Regions from separate parts of the Homo sapiens genome. Here region 1 is linked to region 2. The links are chromatin contacts, found by Hi-C or POLR2A ChIA-PET in ENCODE. All regions are on one chromosome and are shown on one strand. Each heading gives the region's core, a stretch centred on a gene start or an enhancer-like site at or near the end of the contact. The rest is flanking DNA. Distances are from core to core; before and after follow the strand shown. Region 1 overlaps LHFPL6 (LHFPL tetraspan subfamily member 6). Region 2 overlaps LHFPL6 (LHFPL tetraspan subfamily member 6).

Region 1 (6,962 bases), core at 3,480-5,979, 100 kb after region 2:
AACTCCACCCCATAGGTAAGATCAGACCTGGAATTCTTGAGTTGGAGAGTACTCCATGAAAGATACTGTGTGTCCTAAATGAAAAGCAGTAATACCACAAATCTAATTGATAAGATCTGCAAGCCCAGAGAGCCTGAAAGAGGAATTCCCTTTTGTTGCTACTGGACTTCAGGCCTCTTCAACAACACATGGAGTATATTCTGCACCCAGGGCTCAGTCTTACCCATCCACTTCTCAGTGGCACCAAGGTCACTCAACGGTTGAGTTCTCACACAGCAAGAGAGGAAAAGGGAAGGATGCAAGAAGAGGGAGATCCATCCCCGACCTAGTATAGTATTTGGGCCATTGCTCTTCTCCACCCTTCATAAATTACTGATAATTTTGAAAAGTCTGGAAAGTGAGAAACAGGAAGGATAAGGAGAAACTATAAGGAAAAAGGAGGGAATTCATCTGGGGATGTTCTTCCATTCCTCTTTCCTCATCCAGACCCTTCACATAGTCCTCCCATCTTCATTCTAATTCCTTGACCCTGAATATTTGTGCTACCCTCTTCCCAAATCCTAATCTCCTTCATTGTAGCCAGGCACCAGGCCAAATCAATCACACATTCAGAACTGTGGGAGTCTCCTCCCAGTTCTCAGGGGTGGTGGGAAGGCACAGATCTCAAAGCTACAGAGTTTCAGTGAGAGCAGATTTGTTGCTTGCATTTAAATTTTTGGAAGCCTCACTTTTCATGGAAATAATGTTCTCCAAGATGACTCAGTTTGATAGCACTGTTATTCAGGGTACATTTTGTGTTAAATATGCTCTTGTCTATTGGCCTCAGATCCTACATATCATAATATAATATTCTGAGGTCCAAACAAATACATTATGGAACACGACCTGCTTCTATGCAGGAGCTTTGTCTGTACTGCACATTTATTCATCAGGTAGGAAAGTGGGGAAGTTTGCAAAATAGAGAAGGATTCTTTAAAGAGGCGGGAACAAGGTTATCTAAAGAATCTAGCACATTGGCTAAATTATATAATTATGAAAAGAGCAGACATTAGGCACAAGAGAAATTCATCATTTTTGTATCTCTACTTTCATTTTCTGTAAACAATGTACAACTTAACGTACAAAATTGCTATGATCAGGTCTGCTGGTAGTTCTAGATTTAAATATGGAAAAGCCTCATTAACAGAAATCACATGCCTACAATTCTTTTTAACAGAACTTTTGGTTGTCCAAACCATCATTCATGAGAGAACTCTAAATTCAGACAGGTGAAATACACTTTTAATTTACTGATGTTAATCCAACCAGATCATTTGGAAATATTTAAAATGCCTGTAACAGGAACCATTTACTGGAAGACTATAATGAATTACTTAATGTGCTTATTTCAGGACAAAACTAAGAGTAATATTCTACTTTGTAAAGGGGATTAGATTTGCAATGAAAGGAACTTACTGGGGAAACTGGCCAATTGAAAGCTGGCAAAACAATGTGAGCAGATGCATTAGAAGTCATCTGATCTGGGGAGCTAATCCCAATGCTGTCAGACCTTCTAAAACTGCCTCAACCATGTCAATGCACAAATGGAAACTTATTGCTAGTCTGCAGCTTTAATAGGGCAAGGGAGGTGCTACTGGCCTCACAAGCCAGGGAAGCTTTTCCACTGCATCTCGGCTGCATGGGCCTCCAGCACTCACAGATACAGACGTCCACATCAACTGTAAACTGACCCTCTGTTCTGAATGACCAGTGATATTCCTCACTACATTTCACGACAGTTACTTGAAATATGCACTAAACACATATGTGTAAAATGTACTTAAATGGCAAACCAAAGAATTAACACCTGATTCTAAATCTGACAAATTAATAAAGTAATATTTACTTATACGGTTATAAAAGGTTAGTGTTATAATAAAAAATGTCCTCATTTGTCCTGGTCAAGGGTGTGAATGGATATGAAATAAGAAAATATGAAAAAGTAGTATTGATAGGAAAAGTATTTTCCAACATTGCAATTGTTATGATTTTCCCACAATATTATTTACAGAAGTAGATTTACAATTTTGCCATTTGAAAAATATTGTAACTGTGAAATAGTTAACATTCAGTTTAAAGTTTGGGATTTAAAATGAGCCTAAATTGACGAAACAGACTGCCTTACCTTTAATTTATATGATGGAACTTGTTTTCAGGACAGAATATAAGATATACAGATTGAGCCAAATCATCTAAGCAATTAAGATTTCATTATTGTGGATACCACTGGAGCCCACACTGAAAACTGAGTGCTATTAACCTAAAGATTTAAAGTCACGATATCTGTGACTCAGTTGCCAAGTCCATCCAAGGTCAATGGTTAAGAGTTCAATGATTCTGAAAGTAGCAAAAAAAAAAAAAAAAGGAATTTCAAACTAAGATTGAATAGTTTGCTAATTTCCACAGCTCTGCATCAGACTTACCTTCCCTGGCTTCTTCTTATAACATCTCCTTTATCCACAAATACTCATCTGACAATCTCATATATTTGGAACACAACTGAGAATCAATTAGCCAAGTCACAAAAGTCAAGCCATCAAATTCTTTGCTCTGTCTTGGAGGAGAAACTCATACACCATCAATTTTACAGATTATTTGCTTTTATGCTTTACCTAAAAATATTACAAATTTGGCAACCTGTTTTCTAAATCTCTAAAGAGTCTAAATTTCTAAAGAATGTTAGAAGCCATAAATAAATGGGGTTAGTACTTGTTATAGGTTCTATGAGAGCAGAGATACAATAGTAGACAAAATAGAAAATCTGTCAAAACTGACTAAAGCTTAAAAAGCACAATAGTCTGGGGATACTGCAGTGAGAACCAATATAACTCAATAGGTCCTGCTGGCATCATGGTACTGCATTCATAGTAGAAGAGTTGATGTTCATTCTGATGTCTGATTCATTCAGAAAGTTCCTATTTTGTTTGGTTTAGTCAGTTTAATGAGTTATGAAAGTACTAATTCATTTTAGAAAGCTATCCATTTAAAAGGCTTAAAACAATATGTATGTGTATGTGGGTGTGTGGGTGTGAGATATCTACCTAGATATGGCTATATAAAGAGATATCTGTGTCTCTCTCTATCTATCCATGCTTAGATTCTAAGAACTTCAAGCTGATTTTGCCTACACTCAGTAGGTGCTGCTAGTACACCCAGGTGTACTAAGTGGGTGGCTTCTTGATTTGAACCACTAAATAGTGGGGTTTTGGTAGGTCTGAACCAAGTGAATTCCGTTTCTGTAGGTCAAAAACAGTCAAATATCAGTCATTTCATATGGCTCCAGCTAATGTTATTATGGGCCATTTTGTGATATGTATAATATTCCCATACAGTATTTTACTTAGCTGAATTATAAAATTAAATTAGACTATAAACATACAGTAACTGAGCAGTAGGGACCCTGAACTGCAAAGAAAAATGTGATTAATGTCACAATAGAAGTAAAAATAATAAAACAAAACCTGATATTTAAGAGTTCACATATTAGGACCCTCAATTACCACAAATTTACCACGAAGAGTTTTATTCTAACTCACAATAATACTAGGTAATATTTTATTTCTACTCTCCGGAAGATAGCTGGATTGTAAACACCAGTTGCTGGCTTATGATTGCCCAGGAAATGTGCACTGAAGCTAAAATGGAAACTTGTCAGGTTTTTCTCCCAGTCATGAGATCCATTTTGTTTGTTTATTTATTTATTAAGGGGGAGATGTGTGATTAAAAATAGTTTACAGAGTCAATGGAAGATACTATTAAGTTTGTTCATATTTCTGTTAAAAACAAGAAAACCTGAACTTTTGTTTTATTCTGCAGCAACTAAGATATTGGGTGATTAACAATGGGTAAAGGAAAAACATCAATTGGCAGTATGATTTTATTATAAGTAAATTTATTTCCAAGCTGGGAATATGCTTTGTGATTTCAGAAGATCAGGGTTTATAATCATTGTTAACCTTGCTGAGAAACAGTTGGCCTGTAGCCAACCTATTACATAACCTAGCCAAAGAAAGAAAACTGTTTCACAAAAAGCCACTAAATCAAACTCGCACTATTGTTGGCTATTAAATGAGCTTGTTTTGAACTCAAATGTATGCTCTTCAGAAGATTAAAGTAGTATGTTTAGAAAGTACATAAAAGCTGTTTATAACAAAGCAGGGTCTTATAATGATAGTTTAATTCCTTACATGTCCTATCAGCATATGTCTCTACTGTTAATATTTTCTTTTTAATAAGTCTCATAAAGTAGGTTGAGCCAAATAGATTCTCCTTTCCTGGTCTTTTTTAAAGCATTATCAAGTTACACCCTTTACTAATATTCCTAAAGATCTAAAGATTCTAGTATATATTCAAGTAATTCCTGTTAAATATTGTGAGAAAAATCCTATCTAAGCATAGTAATAAAACTATAGAAAGCAGAAGTGTAAAACTACAGGAAATATGTGTGTGTGTGTGTGTGTGTGCGCATGCACGTGCATAAGACAAGCTTAAAAACTATTTTTGGACCAGGGCCATGAACTGAATGAATATGATCTTCATCAAGGCCCAAGAGGAACCTTACACTTTAAAGGAACAAAAACTTTCTATGGACAATTTGTTATGTACAGCTACATCAAGGTTAAAAAAAAAAAGGATATAACAGAGAGTTTAAATGAGGTCAACAGAATTACACCAGCTGGTCCCACTCCCCACTGGGCTGCGGAGGGAAGTGAAGCAATCCACAGGACACAGGTTTAATCCAGACAAGGCTTCACAGAAAAAGAAAATCAACACAGCACATTGCACTGAAAAACAATCTTCAGCCGGTCCAGATTATGGAGTACTAGGAGGACTCCATATTTGAAATGTTTGCCCTTCAAAGAGAAACTCTTACATACTAAGCCAGTTAGCCCAGGTTTTGATACAAATCACCAAATTCAGAAATACAGACTTCAACTTAGAGAAGAGAAAGGGAGGAGGGGGTCATACATTTTGGTGAAAGCAAATGGAAAACCACAATTGCCTATGTTACGATAATGCCTTAAAAATGTAAAGTGGAGCAGTAGGGAGATGCTCCTCCCTTTCTTCACAGATCCCAGTGCTGTCTCACATGGAGTGTGGGGTGACAGGAGGACTTTGTGCAGGGCTCTGCTAGACTCATTATGATGATACCCAGACACCGGGTGTCTCACACACATTCCTCTTCTGCTGCCTCATTCAAACACCACAATTAAGATGCTGAAGACTGTAATTCAAGCTAAAGGAAGAGCCGCAAGAATAATGGCCAATGCATAAATTTAGATGTGAAAAACAGACATATCCATTGATAGTATTATTGGGACAGCCACTCCATTTAAAAATAGGGCATCCTAGTCTTTTTCCCTTTATAATGCTCTCCTCTTGCTTAGCTGGCTCTGTTCTCTATAGTTCTGTACCATCCTCTGGTTTTGTCCATCTGTCTCAGTTTCCTTCCCCCAGAGATAGTGATAGAGATTGTTACTTTTGCCAGAGGCAGCCTGGAATAAACTGAGATGCCAGGAACAAAGAGGCCTCCCTGGAATCCTGACCTTTCAAAAGCTTTTTATGAACACTTGAGATAGAGAGAAGCCTGCTGACTTCACTCACCTGCATATACCAGACAGAAGAACACAGAAGGCCGTTCTTTTTTTGGCCTTACCCTGAGAGTTGAGGTCATTCTTGCCCCTAATAGAATACATTTTCACTGGCTTTACTTGAAAAACTACATTTAAGTGATGGCATGGCAGTTACGGCTGAAAATAAGCCTAGTTTATTCAAATAAAATAAGCAACATTTCATTGAATTTACATTAGAGCAAAAAATAAAATGAAAGGTAGCATCAGGCAAATTAAGAGGATGAATGAAGCTATATCAATGTTAGGCTTATGTAGTATTTCTACTGTGAGTAGCCTTGAAGTATATCATGATGGGCATTTAACTCATGCAGTACCTTTTGCCTAAAAATAGAGAACCCTTTATCTCAAAAAGCAAATAAAATACTTTGTGTCATGTTTTTATAATGTTGAGATTTGTAAAAACTTATATTGATTATCTCATTTAAATTTCATTAAAATATTCAACATTGGCAAGGCAAGTATTAGTACCCCAGCTAAGGAATCCAGACTGATAGAAGCAGCAGCTAAGTGAAAATCAGGCCACGCTATTGGTAAGGGAGTGTTTCTACTTCCACCTCATGACTAACTACCTGATATAAAGTGAGTCCCTTGCCTTCCCTGGGCAGGTAGTCCATTCATTTGTTCTTTAACTCAACAGCATGGGTGTGAGTTGAACAAGACAGACAAATTACTGCAATGTGTATCATGACTGGAGAAAGAATTCAACAAGCAAGTCGTGTGTGATATGGTTAAGGAAAAGAAGAATCTAACTTTCTCTTCAATGCAGTTCTAGCCCATCGGCCACCTGAGAGCAATGGGATAAGGCCAAAGTCAAGGTCAGGCTCAGGGGTTTTGAGTGTATACGTGGACTTCCTAAGATACACTTCGATTGAGTTCTTTTATTGCATCCCCTAGGCAAATGCAATTGATTTCAGAATTATTGATTGTTTTGGATGTTCCAACCCAGTTTCCCTTCATACTTGGGGATAATCAAGAGCTGATTTCTGATTCTCAAGAAAAATGGAGAATTTAAGGAATATTAGATCTCAAACTATCGGTATAATCTTCTAATTTGTCTCATTATAAAGTATTCTATTTCTATAGGACAGGTTAATAATCCAGAAAAATGAAACTAAGATGATCAAAACCTGTAGTTAATACTTTAAAATACAATCCAACACCATTTAATCTTCTGAGTTGGTGACACTCCAATTTCTTCTCTCTAACGTTTCCTTAAGAGTTGTAATTGGGGCCGGGCGCGGTGGCTCACGCCTGTAATCCCAGCACTTTGGGAGGCCGAGGCGGGCGGAT
Region 2 (7,330 bases), core at 3,723-6,222:
GGAGGGCAGGTGCAAAGATCCACCATCTCACAGCTGCCAGAGACATGGCTTCTGTTTGTACGTCCCTATCAAATGTTTCTTTCTGAGAAACTGGACGTGTCAGCCTCTTTCCTCACCTCTTTTCTCAGCCTCTCACCCTGTGGGGTGGGGTTTGCATAGACCTGCTCACCGCGGAACACAGCCACTTTTACCTTGTTCATTTGTGAAAAATTAATAACTTCCCTGCTGAAAATTTCCAAGACTGTTAGGTACAATGTGCAATTAAACTTTGGATCTTCACTGGACGTTTACTGGAGAAGTAGTTAGCATGTGCCCCAGGCGCAGATAAAAAGGCAACGCAAGACAGAGCTAAGGGAGTTATTGGCTTGTGGTCACCATGAGTCAACAGCAGCAAAATTTGATCAAGAGCCTCCACATCTTAAAAGTTCTTAGGCCATTACCTAAGCACACAGACATCAAGCTATGTTGTTCAGTCCTCAACCTAGGTGTCATCCTTGATTTCTCCCTTTCCACATCCAATGAATAATTAAAAAATAAGCAAATGTGTATTGATTACCATTTTCTCAAAATTGTCATGGAGCTTTACATGGAGTAAATATTAATGCTTAAATTCTCATAGGAACACAATGTGGTAGGTATATGAGTATCATTCTCATCTTTCAGAAGGGAAGACTGAGGCCAGGGAAAGTTTAATAAGCTGCTCCAGGACTTCTCCTTAATAAGTAGCAAGTCCTCTGCCACTCTCCCCTATATCTATCCTGTGTCCTGCCCCTTCTCAAACGCCCGATCATCCCCCAGGCAGTCTCGTCTGCTGTCATTGCTTTCTTGTCTCTCTGCTTCTACTCATATCATCACCAACAGCAAAGTAGGCAGCTGTCTTTTTAAAAATCAATCAGATCAAGCCATGCTCTTACTTAAAACCCTGTAATGACCCAGCACTTTGGGAGGCCAAGGTGGCTGGATCACTTGAGGTCAGGAGTTCAAGACTGGCCTTGCCAACATGGTGAAACCCCATCTCTACTAAAAATACAAAAATTAGCCGGGCAAATTTGATCAAGAGCCTCCACATCTTAAAAGTTCTTAGGCCATTACATAAGCACACAGACATCAAGCACACAGAGCAAATTAGCACAAGTGGCCCACCCATAAGAATCACTTGAACCCGGGAGGCGGAGGTTGCAGTGAGCCAAGATTGCACCACTGCACTCCAGCCTGGATGGCAGAATAAAACTCTGTCTCCAAAAAAAAAAAAAAAAAAAAAAGCCCCGTTAATGAATTCTCAAAAATCAATGTCCTTCCTATAGCCTATGAGGGCTTAAATGTCTGCTGACCTCTCACACTTCATGACCACTCTCTCCTGTGTCTTGTCTCTGGCCACACTGACCACTTTTTCTGGAGCACATCAGCCTTGTTGCTGACATGAGAGCTTCACACTTGTGATTCCTTCCACCCAGAAATTCTACTTCCAGATCGTGGAAATGCCAGGCCTCTGGTAAACACCTAATAAATAATTGTTGAATGAAAGGCAAGGTAAAAGAAAAGCAGAAAGGAAGCAAACCGGGCAGGCAGCTAATACCTGAAAAACAGTAAGTCTAGCATTTTAAGAGTAACTCGTGTCCTGTTTTGGCACTGAAATTTTGGAGAGAACTTCCCAAACCAAGTATGTATTTCCGGCCTCATCTAGAGAGTGTGCTAAATTTAACGGGGTAACAGATTCTGAAAGATCACCTCTCCACCTCTGGGTAGGTCTCACTGGCACAATGACCTCCATTAATACAGATAGAATAAGCATTTTTCACTGGTAACCGAGTCCCCCTTCACAGGTCAGATTTGCTGACAACCATGAACTAATGTGGTTGTGAGTCTTGGGAATAATCTCCATTTTGAATTATTCTTTAGCTAGATTAAATACACCTATGAGGGGGAATTAATTAATAGGTAGAGAAGAGATGGCCAATCGTGTAGAACATTTCAAAGAGTTGGCAAAATTTGTGGTCCATCTGTTTAGCACTGGGCTCATAACACAGAATACAATCAATTGTTCATTATTAATAATGTATTGACCTATACATAGTTCTATGACCTAACATGAAAAGTAGAGTATATAATTCTTTATTAATTATTTGGCACTTAAGAAAAAATTGCTGAGGCTAATTATTTGAAAACAGTGTATGTGACAGTAGACACATTTATTAAACAAAGATGGAAAAAGAAGCTAGTAAAGGGTTGGCTATCAGAGGACAATGAGAGAGAGGATAGTATTGGTTTTGCTTTTGTTTTTGGCAGAGAAGTCAATAAAATAGCAGAAGTTTAAGCTTCAGGGTCTCGTAAGTGGCAGGGGAGCTACAGCCGATGCTGTAGATTCTCCAGCCAGTTCCTCTCTGTCCCTTTGCTGGTTCTGGACTCTCAATCTCCAGCTTCTGTTCGTGCTTTGCTCCCAATAGCTTATATTTGCAACGCTCTTCAGAGGACCCATGAGTGACTGGCATTACTCTGTCCCAGCTCTCTGACAGCTGAAGTGCCCCCTGGTGTGACCCACAGCCAGCGATGTACTTGTACTGGAGTGTGCACACCGGGCTTTCTTCCCTCCGGGTGGAACAAAGTCTGCAGTGTAATGATAATGAATGTTCCCAGCCCTGTGAGTTCAGGCTGAGGCTGAACCCTCATGACAAACTGCACCCTGCTGGGTGTTTACTCCTTCCCTACCTTGCTTTTCCACTTCCCCACTGTTTTTTCCTTGGCACATTTCCTCAATCACTTGAACTCAAATCCTCATCTCAGGATGCACTCTGGGGAACCAGATCTAAGGAGTGAATGAACAAAGACTTTCTTGCTTTTCTTTGTCAAGGGATCTGTAAGTTTCTACCATTGTCAGAAGCTAAGCCACCCCACCCGCCTACCCAAGCCCTGCTATCCCCTGAGAGAGGCAGAGCAGAGCTTTCGGCACCAGCTCTCTCCCACTCTCCCCACACTACCCTCTTCCTAGGGCAAATCCTTGTCTTGCTCAGGTGTAATTGTAATTTCTAGTCATTGTTATCTGGATCCATTCCTGTTTATGTCATAAAACAGGTAGTTAACGTATCAGGCTAAATGTCTATCAGATGAAAACTGGCAGAAAATTAAGCAAAGATCTTTAAAGAGTGTAACATAATAGCAGAAAATGTTTGAGGATATAAGAAAATATGGCCACCAATCAGACATATATGCAAGTTTGTGTGTATGATTTACAAAATTTGGGATTAAAATTCAACAACTGGTTAAGGTCCAAAATGAGCTGTTAATGTTCAATGTGATTTAAAAGAAAAAGAGTCCTTCATTTAAGACATGAAGGCTTTTTCATTTACTAAGTAATTTTTAAAATAATTATTAATTCAAAAAGTGATTTAATATGAATTTGTTCTAGTATTACAAATTATATTGAGATATAGCCAGCCAATCAAAGTAGCCTCAAAAAATATACAAAAGTACATATGCATACATGTCTTTTGAGAAAAATGGTCAAGATCAGTCTAGTTAGAGTAAGGTGTGTCAATAGAATTTAAGCAAATCTGAAAAAATACTGTCATCCAACCCTGATTCTTGATTTTCTTCTTCCCTTCCTTTTTCCTTTCCTCGCTCCCTCTCTCAATTTATTCATTGATTCAACAAACATTCAGTGAGTGCCAGCTCCAACTATGAATGAATCACTGGGTACTGGGAGCTTTGTTGGGAATAATATAATTCCTGCTATCAAGAAGCTTATTGTCTAGTCAAGGAAATAAGCATTAAGCAATAATGAGACATTTCTATACTGATAATTGTGATATGTGCTTTGAAGAAAAAAATCCAGGATGCGAAGGCAGCATATTGCAAGTGATCTACGTAGTGCGGTCAGGTCAGTGAAAGAGAGCCTTAAATTAGAAGTGAGATCTAAGCCAAGACCTGCAGATGTTCAGGAGTGAGCCAAGCGTGAATGTGGGGGGCCAGGGAACAGTATGCTTGGAGTGAGGGGATGGGAAATATAATGGAGAAATGCAGACAGATTTGGGTCTTGCTAAAGTATTGCTCAAGTAAGAGATGGATCCCATTTTGGGTGTAAAGCAAGGGATGGGTTTGGGTATGACCACCTCTAGAGTTCGGAGCTTGAAGCCTGAAAATTCCCTCTTTGAAACTGTCATTTGTATTGTTGGGTAGGAATATGAGGTATTTAACAGTCACAAATAAATCTTAAGCTCCTGCTACCTGTTTTGCTATGTTATAGAAGCTGGAAACGCAGCCGGGAACAATACAGACAGAGTCTTTGGTCTCATGAAGCTTACTTTCCAGTTCATATCACTCACATCAGCTGTATTATTCTGAAACATTCCTTGTATATTACACATGTTTTGTAGAAATTCAGTTCAATGAAATAAACCAGATACAATAGGATTTTTTCATAAAACTATAAATGTGAAAGCAAAACATCCAGAATTCTGTGAGAGATTAAAGGTTTACCAGGCACAGGCTTGTCACTTTGAACTTCTCCAAAGGAAAAGGAAAAATAGATTTTTCTCTCTGAGCATGATCCTATTGTTAAAACCTATGTGCTCAATAACAAGAAATTAGCACCATGTTTTACAGTCATAGAAAAAAAGTGTTTCTGCATACTCTTCATGAGTAGTAATGAAACTAAATAAAACCAGGAAATACAGGGCCATTCTTCCATGGCCTCCCTCTATGCCTGTCATGGCAATAAATGCTTGTTATTATAATGCAAACAGAAAGCATTTTTCCAGAGGGCAAGTTTTGTCTGTGATCCTTTCAGGAAATTAGAGAAGGAAATCTGTTTAAACTTTCCCTTTTGCTCTCCGTAATGCTCCATCAAACAGGACTCCAAGCTTGCTTGGTTGGCAAATTACTGCTTTCAACAATGGGGAATACTATTCTTGACAGATAAAATAGAGGTTAATGGGACAGAAAGCAGCATACCATAGCCACCTGCCAAGTCGACAGAAAAAGACTGTGGCGGAATTCCAGGGCAGCCCCAGAGTAGAGATAGGGGTGGGGAGGGATGTTGCTGATTTCTTACGGTGGCTCAAATTAGTTTTTAGTATAGCTTTTGGAAGTGATAGAGACAGAAAGAGAGGTACAAAGAATCCAGTCTTATTACATATAACAATGGAATTCCAGTGATCGTTTCATCTTTTAAGGACACTGGAGTTTAACCTCTGCCTTTTCATTAATTTGTTCAATTAACAATTTGGAGCCTACCAAGTGTGACTGTCTGCTTATTTCAATGTTCTATTCGGGCACTCAGTATGATGACCTGATCACAACAACCGATACACATTTGTGGCATGAATGGATATCAGACGTTATACTTGTGCTAAGAATAGAAATACAAAATTAATCGTCATATAACAGCTGTCATATATAGACAGCAAGTGAAGGGCTACAAGTTATGAAGGGGTCTCTCCTTTAATCATTTTTGTCTAGGATCCTTGATCTGTTTATACTTTCCAACATTATTCTCACTTTGAAGATGCAGAAACTGAAGGATAAGTAACTTACCCATTATCTCAAATAAATAGCAAAGCTTGAACTCGGAACTTGGGTCAAACTGATTCCAGAGTTTTTTCCTGTGCTCAGATAATGTATAAAAAAAGATCTTAATCAAATGCATTTTTCTCATTTGTTAAATAGTACTTGTCTTGGCACTTATATGCCCGAGAAAAAAATAAAACATATTTTACCTTACCCCTTCAATTTGCCAGTCTTCTTAGAAGACTACATGCTGTTAAAGTGAACTAAATATGTCCTGGGAATAACTCTGTACTTCTATATTTGAGTCCTTGTGGATGAACTATAACCTAGCTTAATAGGCAGACAAGATTGAAAACCTAACTTAGGAGTACGCACCCGTAATAATTGCTGAGTCTTCGCCAGTCCCAGCAGCCATAGTTCAACCACTCATATACTGCTGAGTGTTCAAACTATATTCAAATAAAGCAAACACCAAACTGTACCCAATCCAGTTGTTTCTGTACCTCACTTCTGATTTTTGTATGTTACGTTCCTTTTTTGTCTATAAATTTGTACTGACCATGAGGCACCCCAGTAGTCTCTCTGAATCTGTTGTGATACAGGGGGGCTGCCTGATTTGCGAATTGTTCATTGCTCAATTAAACTCCTTTAAATTTAATTCAGCCAAAGTTTTACTTTGACAATGCCCATGTTCAACAGCATGGTTTCAATTGCTAAAGGTCTGCACCTTGCAAAGACTTGACAGCCCCAATTCCTGAGGCAATGAAACCACACTTGGCACCTTTGGCAATGCATCTTCTTTAAGGATGTGGAAATGTGATGTCTAAAATAAGCTTGCTTGAGGAACAGATAACTAATGCTACCTGCAGGAGAAACTGCCTCTAGATATGGTCCCAGACTGAATGTTTTTGACCCTACCTTGACTCTGTGTGAGCCCTAGCTGATTAAGAGCTTCAGCTCCTGGATACACTTTAGTTCCACTCCAGAGCTGCTGTCTGCCTATGAACCCTCAGAAGTTTGGCTGGTGCCACCATACCATCCTAACTTTCACCCAGAGACTCCATGGTAGCGCCCTCCACTGTGTACTGTATTGCTCTGGAAAGCGCAGCACAGGACACTGTAACTCGGGCAGTTCCTGCCCTCTGACTGCATGCCATTTATCACAAAACCTCCATGTTTACAGTTTCTTTTCTTGAACTTGAGCTCCATGGGATCCCCATTTCTCTTTCCCCACAAAGTCACTGCTGAGCACCCATAATGCCTTGTAGCCATAGTGTCTGAGTCAGGATATGATAAGCTGACTGACTTCATTTATCCAGGCAGAATATCTTTTGTCTGTGATATTTTGAAAATTTTAACATGTTAATATTTAAATGTAAAGTTTGGGTAAAAAAGGATACATATTAGATTGTATCCTTGTTGCTGTATTAATAATGAAGGCAGGAAGGTTGAAGGATCAGTAGAAAGAGGGAAAACATTTATATATATATATGTGTATATATATATAAATGTATATATATGTGTATATATATATATAAATGTATATATATGTGTATATATATATAAATGTATATATATATAAATGTATATATATGTGTGTATATATATATACATACATACACACACACACATATATATATATATATAATTTTTTTTTTTTTTTTGAGACAGAGTCTCAGTCTGTCTCCCAGGCTGGAGTGCAATGGCGCTCACTGCAACCTCTGCTTCCTCCCAGGTTCAAGGTATTCTCCTGCCTCAGCCTCCCAAGTAGCTGGGATTACAGGTGTGTGCCACCATGCCCAGCTAATTTTTGTATTTTTAGTAGAGA

Evidence for each region. Hi-C counts contacts between places; a loop is a spot of excess contacts on that map. ChIA-PET counts read pairs that join two places held with the same protein, here RNA polymerase II (POLR2A). Pooled maps may share reads with other maps.
Region 1: a pooled map shows a loop between it and region 2 (2.6-fold over the local background). The contact joins two enhancer-like sites. A Hi-C loop is called at or near these places in 3 of 50 pooled maps. POLR2A ChIA-PET finds 5 or more read pairs at or near these places in 3 of 52 experiments (A549, Panc1 and T-cell).

The regions. Positions count from the first base shown.
Region 1 is chr13:39,447,447-39,454,408 of GRCh38, forward strand. The region is part of intron 2 of LHFPL6 (LHFPL tetraspan subfamily member 6); the gene reads right to left. Among named protein-coding and RNA genes, the nearest start is that of LHFPL6, 150 kb to the right of the region's middle. Within about 2 kb of position 4,730, at least 12 of the 41 ENCODE cell types and tissues checked have a DNase peak (open chromatin) inside an H3K27ac peak, as active enhancers do.
Region 2 is chr13:39,345,841-39,353,170 of GRCh38, forward strand. The region is part of intron 3 of LHFPL6 (LHFPL tetraspan subfamily member 6); the gene reads right to left. Among named protein-coding and RNA genes, the nearest start is that of LHFPL6, 250 kb to the right of the region's middle. Within about 2 kb of position 4,973, at least 3 of the 41 ENCODE cell types and tissues checked have a DNase peak (open chromatin) inside an H3K27ac peak, as active enhancers do.